3 separate regions of the Homo sapiens genome follow, and regions 1 and 3 are each linked to region 2. The links are chromatin loops, found by intact Hi-C in ENCODE. Cell type or tissue: IMR-90. All regions are shown on one strand.

Region 1 (2,500 bases), 1.8 Mb after region 2:
TCATCTTTGATTGGATGCCTGACACTTGACTTCATTGTGTTGAGTACTGAATGTTTGTGTTTACTGGCATCTGAAGAGATCCTGCTGAACTTCTTGCACTTTGTTCTGCCATGCTGTTAGTGGAGACAGTGTGACTTATTTGGGTCTTGCTTTTATGGTTTGTTACATGGTTCTGAAGTAGAGTTACATCAAGGGTTAATTCTGCACTTTAAAGTGGGAAGAAATTCTCGGGTACTATACTCAACATGCTTTGGATTGAGGTTTTACAGCGGAGTTTCTGGAAGAGGCTCTACGCCTGCCCTTGTGTGCATACTGGGCAATGTTTGATTTCAGCTTTTTGTGTGGTTCTTTCTCAGACCTACATACTTTGCTCACATGAATGTGCTAATCAGCACTTTCATGAACATTCAAAGTATTTCTGCATATCCCCAGATTTCTCTCTCTCTCTTCCACTGTGTCCTGAGAACTCTACCTACTTTGGGGCCCCATGACTCTCAGTTCCAGTCTCTTCATTTTAGGGAATCTTCTGGGCTGTTCCTGAGTTTCCCCTCTGTAAGTCACCACCTTGAAATTCTCTTGAGGAAAAAAGGTGGGGAAGTGAATAGAATCCTCCTCATTTTTTTTTTATTTTCTGTCTCTCAGGAAATATATTATAATTAGGCCTTTCATTGCTGAATTTTGAGTATTTTGAAACTAGTCTTCTGTATATTTTTGTCTGATTTTTGTTTTTGTTGTTATTGGTGGGGGCATGAATCTTATCCTGTTTATTCCATCTTGGCAGGAAGTGCAAGTCCCACACAAGTAATTTGAACAGGAAAAATTTAATAGAAATAATGTTCACAAGTACTAATGTGGTTAAGTCATAAGAGGGTCAAAATAGAACTCTAACAGGTAGAAAATTTGCAACAGCAGAAAGTAGCTACCACCTATTTTAAGGAGCGTGAACAAAGGAAGAACTTAAAACACCAGAAATGCCTAGTTCCCTACCTCCCCAAGGCTTAGATTCAAATCCTTTGGAGAAGGTGTGTGTGGCTGTCACAGAAACACGCACTCAGCTGGTGGTTAAAAAGCTGGTACAGAATGCTGGCCAGGGTTGATCCACAAGGGCTGCTTAGATGAGAACTACTGAATTACTTATGCCTCATCTCCTGGTTTTTTTTTTTTGTTTGTTTTGTTTTTTTGCACGAACAGTACCCTGGAGGCAGGAAAGAAAGCTCTTTCCTCCTGCAATGGTATTAGAAGCCTCTCTAGTGCCCTCTATTGACAAAGCCTAATAGATCAGTTAGTAAAAGAAAAATTTCAACAGAGCCCAGCAGTCAAAGTGTTACAAAGCAGAGAGAAGGGTCCATTTGGAGCTGAAAATTGATAGACTGGTAACAGGGTCAATGGAATATGCTGTACAGCAATAATTAAGAATGATGTGATGCTGTATGAAGCGACTTGAATATTATAAATTTAAAATGGAATAAAGGAAACCATGCACAGGAGAGTATATGCTTAATAATTTCATTTATATAAATATCACAAAGAGGTAAAGATGATAATCTCTGTAGGTAGAATTGGAATAGTATTACATTTCAGAGAAAGTCATTGAGGATGTATATGGAAATGCCTTCTGAGTGCTTGGTTTTTTTTATTGCTTTCTTTTCATTTTAATTTTCTATTTATTGATCAATTAATATGACCCTAGAAGAGGAAGTACAGCATAATATTTTTGTGATACAAAGCAAGCAAAAGAAAACAATATATTGCTTATCCTTACACATATTAGTAATTAAGCCATGTTATATATTAACATGTTAGTAATAAATACGAAATTCAGCATAAGAGCTTTGGTTTGTGGGAAGGTGAGTGGAAATAGAGTTAGAGCAGAGGCAGTTACTGGTAATATTTTAGCTTGTATGAGAACCTCCCAGGGATTATTACATTTTTATGCTTTATAACATAATGATATAAGAAAACTTTAACTGAATTGTGTAAAAAAATTCAAGAATCCCTGAAAATTGGGCAATTTTGAAATTGTTTCCAAAAGAAATCAGAAACCTTCTATGCCAATTCTATTTTAAATACACAGAGCTATTAGGGGCAATTTATACCCACATACTCTGTGTCTTCAAATGTAAGGTGATTACTCCATTTTTGATATTAGAATATCCAAAAAGTGCTATTTAACTTATATGAACATATAATATTTGGAGAAAAATGTCTTACAAAGTGAAAATGTCAAAGTTATTTTACATGTGATTTATTCAGTTTCCTTTATATTGCAAAAATCATGGATTATTTAAGTAATAGATTATATATATGTGTAGATGTATATATTTAAGTTACAGTTAATGAATGGATTTATCTAAATCTACACATAGATCTTTAGCATCCTATCTTTGTCACAGTAAAGTTACTCTATTAGTTTTACCGCACATGGAGAACATACCTATTTGACGACTCTGTGAACACCAGAAGTAGGGTAACCGATGACAACTAATAGAACTTTTCATTA
Region 2 (2,500 bases):
GGCGCCTTGGCACCGCGCCGCCAGCCCGAGGGTGCGCGGGGAGCTCGCCTGCTTCGCAGGAGAACTCGGGCGTCGAGCCCTTTCCTCCGCGCCGGGGAGACGGGCCTTAGGCTTCTCCCTGAGGGCCCGCCGCACCTCGGCCTCCCGCTTCGTTCATAAGCCGGTAGCCCCGGAGTATGCGGTCTCGATGGCCGACCTGATTGTAATGCACTTCCTATAAAAGCTTAGGGCCCTGCCCAGTCGACACTGCTCCTGAAGCCTTCTCCCTCGGGACCCTGGTAGGAATGGGATCCTTAGGATCAGATTTGCTCTTACCGGACTCTACAGCCGGGAGCGAGCCAGGCCTTGTGGAGAGTAACTTTCAGTTTGGGCCACCAGAGTGCATTCAGAATTTAGAAAATCCCATCCATCCCTAAATCTGTGTGGTCATAACTCGTAGTCATCTGGGTATTCAGTACTGTGTATCCCCTTATTTCGAATCACAGCCAAAACATATTTTACAGAATCTTGGAATTGTAGTCTCGGGAAACTTGGAGAAGAAGTATGCAGACATTAGCTGGTTTCTGGAGAAAACGTTTGAGATCAGAAGCAAAATCAATGGCCTAATTGAAGTTGAGCAAGTTGGGCCTGGTTTTAGGAGAAAAGAAATGGGGGATTGATTTAGAAATCACGTCTTAAAGGAGTGTGTCCATTCTCTTAAAAGTGTCAAATTTCAAATTCACTAACATGTTAACCAAGAATCCCTTCATGAAAAGGGCGAAAACGTCGGTTACAAATCGGTTTAAACAAATGTTTGTATGATGCTAGAAGGCACTTTCAACACCGCTCATACGGAGAAGTTACTTAGCTCTGCCTCCTTCCATGTAGTCTGCTCTTGCATGGATTATATTTTTAATGTAAATTGTTGTATTTGCTGATGAAGTACTGGCGGCGGCATCTTTGCATCGATGCCGGCTCGGGAGGCGCCAGGTGGTGCCGGAAGGAGCCGGGCTAGGACCTCGCGCAGCAGCGGGTCCCGGAGTCCGGGAGAGGCGGGCGGGCGGGCGAGGCGGTCGCGGGGAGCCCGCGGCGCCGCTGCCCGCCCGGTGCCTCCAGAGGTCACTCTTCCATGCGGAATCGCGCAGCGCCAGGCCTCGCCCCTCCCCCAGGCCGCCTGCTCCAGCCACTCTGCACTTTCACTGACCGGTTCTCTTTGAGGCTGTTTTTTTTTTTCTTATGAGGATTTAATATTTCTGTTTAAATCTAGTTGAAAGCAATTCCGTTAGCCTCTTCAGCGTTTAGTTCGGTGTGTGTATCTTTATCTTTGCGCTATATTAACTATTAGTTTGTGTGTATCCGGTAGGAGAATTAGAAATACCTAGTTGGGAGAAAAAGAAAAGTAGAACAATAGTTATTTCAACCTAAGGTTTAGACGTTAATAACTTCTTTTTGTAATGTGTCGAGATGGGGGGTCCTGGGGGGAGGTGACAGGTACTCACCACTCCCCCCCCCCATTCTGATGATGAAGATGAGTCTGTCTTTCCAGCTATGTCCAGACCTGCGAGGGCCCTGCGTTTCTGGAAGCCTGCCGTTTGCGCGGTTGAGGTTGCTGCTGCTGTCTTGTCCTCCACAGCAGCATTTCTTTTAAAATTCTCCTGATAACGGCCTGCCTGGATGACTGGATAATGTGTGCCTGGAAAAGGTCTCCCTTGCAGCTGAATGCTAGCTCCAGAGATCAGAAAGATTTCTTCCTGTAGGAGCCATAGGAAAGAGTCCTCTCTAAGTTTTTGAGAATGCATACAACCCCCTGATGACAGGGGGTCGCTTTCCTTGGGGAAGTTTTATATTTATTTCCAGAGGAAAGTTTGAATCGGTAAATATGATGTGGCAGGAAGGTAATCAAATGCATTGAAGTTTCACATCAGTTCCTATGAACTGTGGAACAATTCATTTGTAATGAAGCCGCCATCAGTAATTAGATTTGTTTCATTCAGAGGTCAGCTTTTTTAGCAGGTGGTCGACACAGGGAGCATGCAGCAGCTGTTTGGATACAGGGTCCAGAAAACCCTTTGTAAATTCAGCGTCTCCGTAACTACTTTAATCACATTGTCGGCTCTCCCGTCCCTGACTGTATGTAATAATGGAAAGATGTCCTGCGTGCTGAAACAGTAGCTGCCCTGTTAGGTTATTCACATTGCTTTGATACGTTCTGGTAGAGTTGGGTCCGTTGTAGCCATTTTGGTTGTTTAAAGTTTTGGTTTTTTTTTTGTTTTTTTTTTAATTCAGCAGAGAACAGTAATGCCTAGCTTCCGTTTTTAACTTAACACTTCAGTAGAACATTTTCTTCCAAGAGGGAGATTTTGGCCTAAGTAAAGTAGTGGGCTCTTTTTTAAAAAAAAATTAATTTTACTTTAATGTGAGCAAATCTGTATTGGTATGGTGTTCTGCAATGCATTACACTGACTTTGAAAATTTCGAGTACTAATGCCTTATGTCTGGGGTTACCATTCCCTGTGCATCA
Region 3 (2,500 bases), 2.0 Mb after region 2:
TCCTCGTGGCTTTTTCAGAATTTTTTTCCTGAGGGGACATTTGGAGGTGCCACGGCCTCACTCACTGAAGCAAGATGGCAGCTACGCACCTTTGACAGCCTCTCTCTTTCTCTTTCCTTTACAGGCCCTTCTTTTCTCTTGCTGAATCTGAGAAGTAGAATCAGAAGACAAGGTCAAGTTCATGCAGGGACAATGCTCCGACGACGTTATCGCATAGATGGAAATCCACTGTGTTCGGGGGGAAGACTGGGCTCATTTTATTAGCCTTATTGGCCAGTGGCCTTGTGCACTCCCACTTTTGAGGATGCTTTTTGACAGTTGCTTGTTAGTTTATGTGTTCATTTGAGACAGGGTCTAGCTCTGTTGCCCAGGCTGGAGTGCAGTGACGCCATCATAGCTCACTGCAGCCTAGAACTCCTGGCCTCAAGTCATCCTCCTTTGTCAGTCTCCCAAAACGCTGGGATTACAGGCGTGAGCCATCACACTCAGCTGACAGCTGCTTGTTAATCATGGTTCTTGCACTGAATAACCTTTCTAGTTAGTGAGTGAGGCATAGAAGGCAGGCTTGAGGACTCACAAATTGCCCCACCTACACCCCCACCAAAAGCAACACAATCTCTCCTAATTCGATTGACACCCTCCACACACCCAGCTTGGCTTCAGGGAAGGAAAATGGGCTCCTGCCATACAATCTCCATGCAACAACTCCTGCCAAATGCAACACAGACCATAATGTCATTTATAATTTGAATTGTACCAGTTTAGACATTTAAAATATCTCACGTATTCATTGTTACATTCATCTTCGTTTTTCTCCATTTCTATTTTTGGCAATCCTCTAATTTCTTGTTCTCTTAAGTAAAAAGGAACAAAAAAATAACAACAAAAGAAAGCTCTTCAAAAATACTTGGATTCCGGTATTTGTGTGTGGTTTCAATAGGGAAGCTTTTTTTAAACTACTTGGACTAGAACAGAACAAAATATATGAGTTTGGGGGAAAAAGACCACAACAGGGGTGTGTGTGAGAGGCAGGTGCTGGGGGAGAGGCCTCAAACAGCAGAAAAGCTTTGAAGCCCTATAGGGCACTGACCTGCAAGGACTAAGTTTGAACAATTGTGTGGGAAGTTTGGGGGTTACTAAGCTAGCTTCGTAATGTAACTTCTTTCCCCTCTTTCCTTTTTTGACAATAGCATTCCTTTCTCCATTTCTGTTCTGTTATTTTTTTAACACATCTAAAATGACATAAAACAAACATAATACACAGGCACACACCTGCACTCACATACACAAACACACAAACTTCTGTGAGTTCCACAGAGGCCGACCCCTTTGCTTCAGTGAGGGCTGTGGAACTGGAATTTCATTCTCCTACGGACTTGCTCTGAACAACAGTTAAGTAAAGAGCTCCCACTGGTGGTGGAGGGAATTTTACTGTCCACACGAAATGCCTTTCCCTACCAGTCAGTGCTTGGAGACTGGATCTCCGAGTCACAGACGAGATGTGGGCTAATGTTGCTCTTTCGCCATGTGATGTAGCAAATAAAATGCCATTGTTCCCCTAGGTGGCTGTGGGTATTAGTCACAGCTGACGCTAAGCAGGAGGTGCGTGGTGTCCTGCCAGGACTGTTATTAGTTACAAGTCTGGATGGGCTCCCGATGCACCATTTTCAAGTAGCTTCAATGCTGTTAAACTTTTAGGAATTCCAAAGCTACTGCTCCAAAGCCTCAAGTTCCCTCACCTTAGAACAAAGATTGCTGCCTTTATTACCAGTCTTATGTTTAACCAGAGAAAGTACAACTTTTCCAAGTTTAAGCTTCTCTAAACTGCTTTTGAGGAAGAGAGGTTCTCTGCATGTGTCCGAGATAATTGTCAAATACCAAATTTGAACACACGTTCTGAGTCACCTGAAGAACCAGCCCGTGTCACTAAGACAAGCACAAATAGCTCCTCTGCTGTGGGACTCTTCACCTACCGCAGATGTTTCCATAAATATTTCAGCAGATACCATTTTCATGACAATTACCAAGAATGTGTGTGTGTGTGTTTTTTTTTTTTTTTAATTTACAGTCTATGTGAAAAATGTAATAGAAGAGAATAATGCTGGATTTATATGGGAGAAAAGTGTAGGTTTTTCTCCTATTTGGTGTCTTAGATTAAGGTACTTTGATACATCTGTCCAAACAGACATTACATCGTGAACAAGAAAAGATGGGACTGGTAGAGACTCAAAGTAACAAGAACAGTTTCCAAGAAAGAAGCAAGGCTATTAAATATTAGGCTGTTGCAAAAGTAACTGCGGTTTTTGCCATTTGAAAATAATGCCAAAAAACATAATTACTTTTGTAATAACCTAATAATTAGACCCAAGATAAAAATCCATATATACTCAACTTACTTTTAAATCCAGAGCTTATGTCTTTTTCCAATCAGACCTCAACATAGAACTTCGCTTAGATTTTCTTATGATCTGGGTTATGTAAACCTCCTGGGATTTATAAA

Evidence for each region. A loop is a pair of places that touch in the nucleus more often than their neighbours do. Peaks named below come from ENCODE experiments on the same cell type or tissue, not always from the same donor. Only the 100,000 strongest peaks of a DNase experiment are listed, where the experiment ranks them.
Region 1: it touches region 2 in a loop (9-fold over the local background); 32 of 110 quality-filtered maps call a loop at or near these places.
Region 3: it touches region 2 in a loop (8-fold over the local background); 60 of 110 quality-filtered maps call a loop at or near these places.

What each region holds. Positions count from the first base shown.
Region 1 is chr13:104,772,618-104,775,117 of GRCh38, reverse strand. The region is part of intron 3 of LOC107984606 (a long non-coding RNA gene); the gene reads left to right. Among named protein-coding and RNA genes, the nearest start is that of DAOA, 690 kb to the left of the region's middle. In IMR-90, a CTCF peak has its summit at 1,261 (motif pointing left); no DNase peak of the experiment used is centred here.
Region 2 is chr13:106,531,815-106,534,314 of GRCh38, reverse strand. The region is part of intron 1 of EFNB2 (ephrin B2); the gene reads left to right. Among named protein-coding and RNA genes, the nearest start is that of EFNB2, 2.6 kb to the left of the region's middle. RefSeq lists silencers at 995-1,094, 1,155-1,214. In IMR-90, CTCF peaks have their summits at 370 and 1,096 (motif pointing right); DNase peaks (open chromatin) are centred at 324 and 1,124; H3K4me3 peaks cover 2,126 bases; H3K27ac peaks cover 825 bases.
Region 3 is chr13:104,570,746-104,573,245 of GRCh38, reverse strand. No RefSeq gene overlaps it. Among named protein-coding and RNA genes, the nearest start is that of DAOA, 890 kb to the left of the region's middle. In IMR-90, a CTCF peak has its summit at 1,411; a DNase peak (open chromatin) is centred at 1,485.